2 separate regions of the Homo sapiens genome follow, and region 2 is linked to region 1. The links are chromatin loops, found by intact Hi-C in ENCODE. Cell type or tissue: OCI-LY7. All regions are shown on one strand. Links, peaks and the distances in the headings refer to the core of each region. The heading gives the core; the rest is flanking DNA. Region 1 has its middle 330 kb from the start of ICE1. Region 2 has its middle 140 kb from the start of LINC02145.

Region 1 (5,380 bases), core at 143-5,142:
GCAAATCATACAATTAATAGTGCTGTAATATAAGAATTAAAGTACAATAAAAATATCACTGACATACTAATTATACTGAGTCTAGTCATAATTATCACAGCTCTTGAATTCTGAAAGAAAAATTCAAGTATAAACAATAGTTCAAACTAGAAGAAAATATTTTAAAAGAAGTGTTCTGCTGGGCTAACCTTCCTTAATAGGTTTATATTACATAACATCACATTAGCATATGTTTCTAAAAATACCACTGAAGTTATAGATTCCAAATCTCAGAATTAAAAGGGTTTTGACAAGCTAGTTACCCCATCTGTCTAACCCCACTATGTGTCCAAGGCAGCACACTCCTTTCTGCAATACCCCTTACTAGCATCCTTTACTCAACATGTATTCAGTAAGCACCTTTTATATAAAGGTTTTGTGAACAATAAGCCAAACATATTCCCCATCCTCCTCAGAGTATATTCAAGTAGGGAAGGATAGAAGAAAAGCAGTGGCAGCAAACGTGGTAAACTCTGATATAAAGCACAGAACATGGTCAGGAACGCTGGCTCACTCCTGTAATCCCAGCTCTTTGGGAAGCCAAGGCGGGAGGATCACTAGAGGTCAGGAGTTTGAGACTAGCCTGGCCAACATGGTGAAACACCATCTCTACTGAAAATACAAAAATTAGCCGGGTGTGGGTGGCACACACCTGTGATCCCAGGTGATCACACTTGTGAGGCACTCACTTGTGAGGCTGAGGCATGAGAATCGCTTGAACCCAGGAGGTGGAGGTTGTAGTGAGCCCAGATCATGCCAGTGTACTCCAGCCTGGGTGACAGAGCAAGACTCTGTCTCAAAACACACACACACACACACACACACACAGACACCACTATATAATAACTGGAGTTTCTAATCCAGGATAGGAGTAGCGTAGTGGTAGGCATGGCTTCTTGGAGGAAGTGACAACTAATCTAAGCCTTGAAGAATAAATTGGGAGTTAGCCAGGAAAAGAGAAGAAGGGTTAAGTCATATTCTAGTCTAAGGCCATCAGAGAGCAAGTGCCAAGGTCTGATAGCAAAGCCAGATATGATATATTCTGGGAACTGTGAATTCCACATGGACGTGCAGAGACTGAGGAAGGTGGTGGAGTGGAAAGAGAGGCCGCATAGGATGGTCAGGGAAATTTTAAAGGCATGTTGGGAAGGGAATTTGGACCCTATCCTAAGGGCAATCAGAATCCATTCCAGTATCTTTTAAGCAGAAGAACAGCAAGAGTAAGTTTTTTTGGAGAGGGATCATCCTGGCTATTTTGCAAAGGTTGAAATTGACTGAGGTGAGATTGGAGTCAGGTGAGTCTGTGTGAAGATCATTGCTGTAACATGGCAGGAGGTGACAGTGGCCCAGCACGTGATGACAATGATAAGGATGAAGAAATGAAATTAATTAGAAAATATGGAGAAGACAGACTCCACCAGACTTATGAAGAGCAGATATGAGGACTGAAGAAGGCGGAATCTGCAAAGATGATGTCCTGTCTACTTAGGGGAGCACTGGTGTTGCCATTCTTCTCAATAGAAAGCCAAAAGGTGGCAGAAGGTTTAGGAAGGAAAGAAGGAAGATTATAAATCCTGCTTTGAAACTATTAAGTTGCCCAAATGACATCTAAGTGAACATGGCTGATAGTCTGCTATAGATGTGGTTTGAGTATACGGATTTGGACCATGAGTCATTCTGTGCTCAGTCACAAAAATAAGAACCATTCTGGGTGAATGCAAGCAATTGGTATGTTTCTTAAACACTTCTATATCATGAAAAAAGTATTTGGGTTTATTTCCTTGTTAATTCGTATTTATTTTTTCCAATAATATAGCAACATATAATCTAGAATTTGTGATTCCATTAAAATATTTTTCCCATTTTAGAGATCTGAAACTCTCATGGTAGGGTCCAAAACTCTCCTGAAGATAAGGCACAGAGAGAATGGACAGTGGGTGTGCCTGATAGGTCCTCTGAGAAGTGGATGTGAAGATGGGATGAGAAATGCAACCAATTAATTGAAAGAAATTAATGTATACAATAAAGGACAGAGAGCAGAAGAAAAAGATGAGAAGAACCTTGAGACCGTGATGCAGATTTGCTACCTGTGAGAGAAGAAGGGATTGAATAGGAAGGGTCTGAAACCTCAACAGACCTAAGGCAGCTTCAGCCAGGCCATGGGGAGTCCTGGAGCAAAGACTTCCTGTTGGAGCCACTCATGGGCATGAATGGGGCAGTTCTTGTTCTCTGGCTATGCCAAAGCATGGGTGCAGAGCAGCCTAGGGTGAAAACAGAGGAATGGGAATAAGGCTGAAGCTAATAATCAGGCTTGCACGCCCTTCATTTTTCCTCTTGAGTTGGGGAAAGCTGATGTCCGCACACAAGAGCAGGTTGGGGGTGGACTAATCAGTAGTGCCACTCTGCATAATTTAAGAAACACTGCAACAAAATTAGGCAATTTAGTAGTGACATGGCCACAGCCTGCTTTGCTGGGGCACTACATATATTTGGACAGCAAGGACAGGCATGGAAAGAGTGTTCTGTCACACACTGAATGTGCAGAGCCCCGGACCACAAGAAGAGCACAGCGCAGTGCAGCCCCCTAGAGAGTTGTAACTGCAAATCATACTGAATCCAGCAGGGTTTATGACATTCTCATCATTATGGTTTGTGGAGCCAGGCTCTAAACCCAGCTGCTGGTTGTTAATGTAAAGCTTCTGAGTCCAACTGCAGAGCTCAACCTGGAGAGGATGAAAGCACCTTCCACACATGGAGAGACCTGGTCCTCAGTGGGCAGAACCTGTCCTCACATGGCTATAATGACTGAAACTAACAGAAGCAAGCCAATTTCACTAACCAACCAATCACATACAAAACAAAAAAACAAAAAGGACAATAACAAAAGTTACACGTTCATGAAATGATCTGAAATGGTTTAAACTGCAACAATCAGCAAAGGAAGGCATGGATTATGCAAACACACACTGCTTGTAATTGGTGAGAGAATTAGAAGCTCCACACAATAGGAACAGCAAAGAGGATGGGTGGAAAAGAAACCGTGTTTGGCCAGGCATGGAGGCTCACGCCTGTAATTCTAGCACTTTGGGGAGCTGAGGCAAGCAGGTCACTTGAGGCCAGGAGTTCAAGACCAGCCTGGGCAACATAGTGGGGCCTCATGGCTACAAAATTTTAAAAATTAGCCAGGCATAGTGGTGTGTGCTTATAGTCCCAGCTAGTCAAGAGGCCGAGGTGGGAGGATTGCTAGAGCTGGGCGGGTCAAGGCTGCAGTGAGCTGTGATCACTCAGTCCCACAAAAAAACAAAAAGGAAAGAAACAAAGAAACAGTGCAAAAAGTTTAATACTGAAAATGGGAAGGAAGTTACAGCCCTCTCAATTTCAATAACCTCAAATTGCTTGCATGTCTCACAAAACAACAGGTTAAGGTATGAAGAAAAAGTTGGGTAGCCAGGGTCTGCTGTCTGAGGAGTCAGATGCAGCCTCCAGAGAAGTGTCACTCCCGTCCATTCTCACACCCAGATGCACCAATGGGCACCTGCAGTGATTACCGTGAGGAACAGACCAGTTCATTTCTAGCCCCAAAGTCTCTGCCCACAAGCTCAATGGTGCATGAATACATTTTTATTTTAGTTTGGGGCAGAATGTATTGACATCTTTAGGAATTATTTGCATACCACACATTCTTAACATTGTCTAAGACAATTGATGAACATTTATTTAAAATAGTTCTTATTCCAAATATTGCTACTGTTATTGTTCATAAAAGTGTGACTTGAACTGACATACAGAGTAGATTTTGAGTATCTACAAGTTTTGCCACAATGAATGCTATGAACGTCACAGACTTTCCTAAGGTTAAGAGATACTTCAAATCCTATGTTCATGGAGGTTCTGAAAACAAGAGAGAAAGGCAATCCAGTACAAAGGATGAGGCCACCGAAATGCCAGAGCATTTGTTGTTATTTCACTTCTGAACTTGATGACAAGGGAGGACCTCCACCCAAGGAAACACCAGGACTCAGGCCCAACCCACATCACTCATCTTGAAAATGGAGAGTCTGTGAACATTTGAATAAAAAGATTAGCATTATAACAGCAGGGAGAAATCTCAACAGGGAAATACTCTATTTATAAGCTGAGTAGAAAATATAAATATTTCATCCTCATTTTAATGTCTCAAGTGAATGCTAATTTCCATAAATATCCCAGTGTCCTTTCAATTTTCTAACATTTACTCATTCTGTGATGTAAACAGTCTTAACACAAAGACAGGAAGCTTTCACTATGATCATTTAAAGAAGAAATACTCACTTTTCTCCTGGCATGATCTTCTCCAGTTTAACTTGAACGGGAGGAAGTTCAGGAAAACAGAGACTGTTCCTTCCTTGTAATACCTATTCAGTTTCCGGCTGGGTGCGGTGGCTCACGCCTGTAATCCCAGCACTTTGGGAGGCCGAGGCGGGTGGATCATGAGGTCAAGAGATCAAGACCATCCTGGATAACACAGTGAAACCCTGTCTCTACTAAAAATACAAACAATTAGCCGGGCATGGTGGCGGGTGCCTGAGTAGTTCCAGCTACTCGGGAGGCTGAGGCAGGAGAATCACTTGAACCTGGGAGGTGGAGGTTGCCATGAGCCGAGATTGCGCCACTGCACTCCAGCCTGGCGACAGAGTGAGACTCCATCTCAAAAACAAAACAAAACAAAACAAAAAACATATTCAGTTTCCAATGAAACTGGAAATCACTAATCACACCTATTTTTTTTTCTGCTTACAGTAGCAAACCAAACTTTCAAGTCACTGAGACAGAATGAGTCTTGTTTTTCTTAACATGTAAGTGAAGCAAACAACCAGATGAACAATTTAATTATAATTGAAGTACAGGTGCAAATGTAAGGCAGGATCCCCCAGGGCTGTCTCTATTGGGTTCAATTTCTAAAACTGATCATCTGGCTGACTCTGGCTAAGGCTGTTGCTGTTAGATGTCAGGACAGGGACCTCTGGAAAGTTAGCTTGGAATTACCTAGTTTCAAGCATGTCTTGTAAGCACCAAAGAAAGGAAGTGATTGGTCAGAAAAACACATTGAGTCAGGTGCCTTCCCCATGGGATTCTCCTTGTTCTACTTCAGGTAAAGACGAGTAGTGAATTTACAAAAATGTATTACAAGAGCATAACCTCACTAAAATGGGATACGCATTCCTGTGAAGCAGAAATGGGACCCAAACACACTGTGTTTAGTAGAGTCAAGACTCAGACCTCAGAATCAGATGGGAGACCCATTCCTGCTGAGCAGCATAGACTGGAGGAGACCTCTGTGAGCAGGGACCAGTGAGGCTCA
Region 2 (5,380 bases), core at 259-5,258, 440 kb before region 1:
CACATCTTACATGGATGGCAGCAGGCAAAGAGGGAGCTTGTGCAGGGAGACTCCCCCTTATAAAACCATCAGATCTCATGAGACTTATTCACTATCATGAGAACAGCATGAAAAAGACCTGCCCCCGTGATTCAATTACCTCCCACCAGATTCCTCCCATGACACGTGGGAATTGTGGGAGTTACAATTCAAGATGAGATTTGGGTGGGGACACAGCCAAACTATATCAAGGTCCAAGGAAGAGCCCCATGGAAGAGCTTGCCAAAGGGTGAAAGGATTCCTAGGTCCTGTTATTTTGAGGGCAGAATGAACACATTGGGGGTGCCTGCAGCCTAGTTTACATGGAGAGATGGTTTTCCTGGTCTCACTTATAAAATAGAGTGATTGTGTTCTTCCAAGCTCCCTGCCCCCTCTAGTAAGTGCTGTCAGTCTTCACTAGGGGAAAGAGGCCACATGAAGACAAGGTCTGTTATTATTATTAAACTGTTCAGGACTTGTTAGCATATTCATGAGGATATTCAATTTAAAATATATCTCATTTCCTTTGAGCGGCAAATGATTCGCCTTTTTATGATGGTTGTGGAATTTAATATTGAAGGGATTTCACTTGGCAGTTTGCATCTGTGAAAATTCAGTTCAGAGTGGTGGTGCATAAAAGGGAGAAAGAGACCAGGTTGTTCAACTCAGCAAATGAAAAAAGAAATTTTGCTGAATCTCAGGAGTTTATATGTAGCACAGACAGCATGAATCAAAACACTCCACACTCCTACATGCTCATGATGGCTCCTCTCACAGTAAGCAAGAACAAGTGTGTGCTTCTCTAGTTTTTCAAGGGAGGATGCATTTGGCAAAAGAACGGGTTGCTTTCTTTGTGTGCACTAGCAGCTGAGGATATTCAATGATATCGTATCTACCATCTTTCAGTGAGAAATGGTGATGTGGTGGCACTGGGGTGGGCTAGGGTGGATAGGGGCTGGTGAGTGGGTTCTATTCTCTGAGGGAAAGGCAGGGGCCATTGCTGTTTCTTGTGCAACAGGAACAGTTGCACAAGTGTAGTCCTCACTGCTGCACACACACCGGTGGTGCTGAAGATGTGCTAATGTTTCCAACCCAGTGGAGAAGTAGCGTTAGCACTCCAAATTGATTGATCCTCACTCTGGACTCCAGAATAAGCCTAGAATGGGCCTGAAGTTGAGCCTCCTCACCAGGCCCCTTGGAGCTGAGTCTTCCTTTTGCTTTCCTGCCCTTGAATCTCCCCTTCAGCCACATCGATTTCCATGAGAGCTGATTTTCACCCACATTGATTTCCATGAGAGCTGATTTTCACCCAGGAGAAGGATGCCTGCTCCTTCTAACAGAAGCAGAAACAGCATCTGACATATGCAGGGAGATTAATTCCAGTTCAACAGATCAAGAGAAAAAAACATATTTCCCTTAAACAATTCAAATGTTGGAAGGTTTTAGGAGGTGTTAAAGAAAAAGGAACAATGACAACACAAAGGAAAGAGGGCTGGAGATTATAAAAAGCATCCTGCCTGCTTATAGGAAGCCTTGAGGATAAAGTCGGGACCAGAATTTTGGATTTCAAGTGGCTGCCAGGACCCGTGTGACTCATAGGGGATGGAATCATTACTATTATTCATTCCATTCCAGCATATCAGAACTTCTGCCTTACTTCTCTACTGCATAAAGTTTCTGTTGTAACTCAAAATACTGAATGCATTACATTTGCTAAGCTTTCTTCCTTCTGATAATGTTTATAAAAATGGAAATATATTCTGATAGATCTTAGAATTTTGAAAAATTACACCTTTTTCTAATGAAGGGCATATTCCCTAGCCCCCACATTCTGCATCCAGAAAGAAATCATTGCTGATTCTGTCCTTGAACTATTTCAGTTAATTAAAAGAATGCGGAGGAAGCCTATCTCTCTGGCTCGGTATTGTTAATTACAAAGGTATTCAATATGCCACTGCAAATGGCATTCTGCTAGTGCTTAATTAAAATAAATACAAAAATTTAAATGAACTAAACAGATTTTGGCACTGGTCTGTGGTTACTGGGCCAAATTTTATGTGTGGCTATAACACGAGCATAGGAATTAATCTTTACTCTTTGCTCTTAATGGCCTGGCATCTGGCCAGAGGCAGGGGCGGCAGCCCACTGTTCCATCCACTGCATCAGTGGAGATCGCCTCCACTCACCTTCCTCACATCCTTGTCCCTACAGTCTCCCCATCCATGGGTGGCTTTAGTGAAACCATTCAAAATCTTAGGGGAGGGATTGTTTCCTGAATCCATCTTTCCTCTAAACAATTCATAACGTGAAGAATAACATATCTTTATTTACTGCGTTTCATCACTGGGCTCTGAGCCACTTTTCAGATGTGAACCCATTAACCTTACCCACTCTTTGCAACGTGGGGTGTTGGAAAGGAAGCCTCTTCCAGATTGACTGACAAGCAAATGTGTTCTTGTGGACACTACTCCTTCCACTGTGAGTTCCAAACCTCAGCTGCTGAAAAATGACCTTTGGATCATCCATAATGGTGCTGCTGTGGAACAATTTGATGCCACAAATCAAATGAATTTCTTCACAAAAATCAAGTTTATCCACAGGTTTCCAAGCATTTAGGGCCGCTGTTTGTATATAAATGACTGATGGATTGGACCTTCCTTGATCCCCCATCTGTGGACCCTATGCGCTGGGACATCTGGTGAGCAGAAGTGTGTCTGGGAAGGTAATGAAATTGCTGTCGTTACTGTGAAATTCACTCCATTTCTTCAAAAGCAACTAAAGTTAAATTCAATTTAGAGAATATATTAAGTGCCTTGAAGTAGCAAAGGAGTTGTTGGGTTAAAAGTGAAAGAAACGGCTGGCTCCCAATACGAAGGGAATCACTGGAGGGCCCTGGCATGGGTGGGGTGGCTCTCTGATACCCCAGGAGAAATGGAGCACTGAGAGAAGCAGAAATGAGGTAGGAGCTCCGGAAACGGTGCTGCGAGCGCTGGATCCCTCTCTGGACTCTCTTCCAACCCTCCCCTCGGCTTTTGTCTCTCTCTGGCTTCTTTTGCTTCCTGTCCTCCCCAACCCCATCTCCACTTCCTCCTTCGCCTCTCTCAGGACTGCTGCCTCTGCCTCTCGTGGTGAATGAGGGCACCAGCCTGGGCTGCACATCTTACTGTTTTAGGCACTGAGAGAGTCTAGCCTGGTGCCACCCTAGTCCTGAATCAGGAAGCCCAAAGTGGTAGCTTATTGGTGCTGGGAGCAGGGGTGCAGGCCCCCATGAACTAGACTGTGGCCACTCCTATGAAAACCTATAGTGTGGGAGGAGGAGGAGCCCCTAAGGGGGAAACTGCTCTTGGTTAGAAGGGGGCCTGGACAATGCGTGTCCCCTACACGCATGCTGGCAGGGGCAGAGCACAGTGCCCAAGGCTGCAGGGCACTGGAGAAAGGAGTGTGAGATACAGGCTGTCTGTAGAACAGAGTAAGGGGCATAAACTAAGTGAACTGGTGACTGTCATCCAAGACGCGGAACAGAGCCTGAGGTTCTGGCTCCGTGAAAGCCAGTTATTGAACGAATGAATAAAATACATTTGCTCCAGGGCTGCATCTGTGGGAGGTTCTCCCAGGTCATGTGGGCAGGCTGCAGGGGAGTGAGTGTACCCCACAGGGTCATCAGAGAACATGAAGACATGGCAGGCTTGGGGACTCTAGGGTTCTCCCAGGCAGCATTACTAGGGCAGTGGAAAGGAGGGCACTCCAAAAGTAAAAGAACAGTTTGAGAAAGCGTAAGAAAAGCAGAGAAGCCTGAGTGTCACCCGGAAATGATGGGCAGCCTGGTTTGCTGGTGTGTGGGTGAAATGATGTGTGTTGGTTTCTAGGGCTGCTATAACAAAATGCCACCATCAGGTGGCTTAAACAACGGAAACGTATTTACTCAAACAGCGTTGGAGGCTGGAGTCCGAGATCTAGGGGTCAGCAGGGTTGGCTTCCTGCAAGGCTTCTCGTTGGCTTGCAGACCGCCATCCTCTTGCTGCCTCTACATGCAGGCTTTCCCCTGCTGAGCATCCTTGGTGCGTTTTCTGTGTGTCTTAGTGTCCTCGCATTACAGCACCAGTCCCATTGGACTAGAGCCTCGTAATTACCTCTTTGAAGACCCCATCTCTAAATACAGTTACATTTTGAGGTGCTATGTGTTGGGGGTTCAAAATAAACATTGGCGAAGGGGCCCTAATTCAGTTCATAACATGATGTAACCAGTCTTTTACAAGGGTCCCATTTTAAGGGACATTGAAAGTCCCAGTGAGGAGTTTGTCCTCTACCCTCAGTAAGCATATGCAGTCAGACTCAGTCCCTTGAATAATTAAGCAATCGGTCAATGGCCAATAAGATCAACTGGGGAATGCGATTGAAATGGGAAATAAGTTGGAAGATGCCTCTGTTAGTCCCACTTTTTGGTGATGTGGAACAATAACTTGCAAGGTTCCAAGTCGAGTTAGCAGCCCTGCCTCCCATTTGGCGCTCCTGGTGCTGGGTCTGCAGAATAGCGCTAGGTGGAGCCTCATTATCCTATTGGCCCCTAGGATGCCTCCAGGGAGGGAAAGGGGGAACCAAGAGCTTCCAAGGGCATGGTCGGGGGTGATGTAGGGCATCTGTGAAGCAGAGTCAGCAGGTGTTCCGGCCACTGACGTAAGAACCAGGAAGTAAGTATCTGGGACACGAGGTGAAGGGGTAAAAAAAGGTAAAACAGTATCTGGAGCTGAGATGTCAAAGGCATTTGAACCACAATGACCCCCATCTTGAATAAGGGCTGGGTAAAATGAGGCTGAGACCTCCTGGGCTGCATTCCCAGGAGGTTAGACATTCCTAGTCACAGGATGTTTACGGTTAAGGGAACAGGTTAATAATGTTTGCTGAGCAGACCCAGGACTTAACAGACTCAGGAAATGGCCTGATGTCCTGATATCTTAGGGGCAAAGTCATTCTTAATTTAAGAATAAGTTCTGCTTTAAGAATAATGATATAGATTCTCATGGAAGATAGTAGTTACAAAAAGATTAACAATCATTTGTCACGAGCCCTTGCCACACAGCACACCTCCCCATGCTGTTTTGTTTTGTAATTGCATCAGTCCATTCTCACACTGCTATAAAGAACTATCTGAGACTGGGTAATTCACGAAGAAAAGTGGCTTAATTGACTCACAGTTTCTCAGGCTGTACAGGAATCATGACTGGGAGGCCTCGGGAAACTTACAGTCATGGTGGAAGGTGAAGGGGAAGCAGGCATATCTTACTACAGCAGAACAGGAGAGAGAGTGAAGGGGGAAGTGCCGCACACTTTTAAACAACCAGATCTCACGAGAACTCACTCATTA

The links. A loop is a pair of places that touch in the nucleus more often than their neighbours do. Peaks named below come from ENCODE experiments on the same cell type or tissue, not always from the same donor. Only the 100,000 strongest peaks of a DNase experiment are listed, where the experiment ranks them.
Region 2: a loop joins it to region 1, with 2.4 times the contacts of the local background. A loop is called at or near these places in 1 of 110 quality-filtered maps.

Annotation. Positions count from the first base shown.
Region 1 is chr5:5,754,217-5,759,596 of GRCh38, reverse strand. No RefSeq gene overlaps it. Among named protein-coding and RNA genes, the nearest start is that of ICE1, 330 kb to the right of the region's middle. In OCI-LY7, for the core only: CTCF peaks have their summits at 2,415 and 2,617; a DNase peak (open chromatin) is centred at 3,556; H3K4me3 peaks cover 1,483 bases; H3K27ac peaks cover 2,179 bases.
Region 2 is chr5:6,195,371-6,200,750 of GRCh38, reverse strand. No RefSeq gene overlaps it. Among named protein-coding and RNA genes, the nearest start is that of LINC02145, 140 kb to the left of the region's middle. In OCI-LY7, for the core only: a CTCF peak has its summit at 3,178; a DNase peak (open chromatin) is centred at 3,120; H3K4me3 peaks cover 276 bases; H3K27ac peaks cover 261 bases.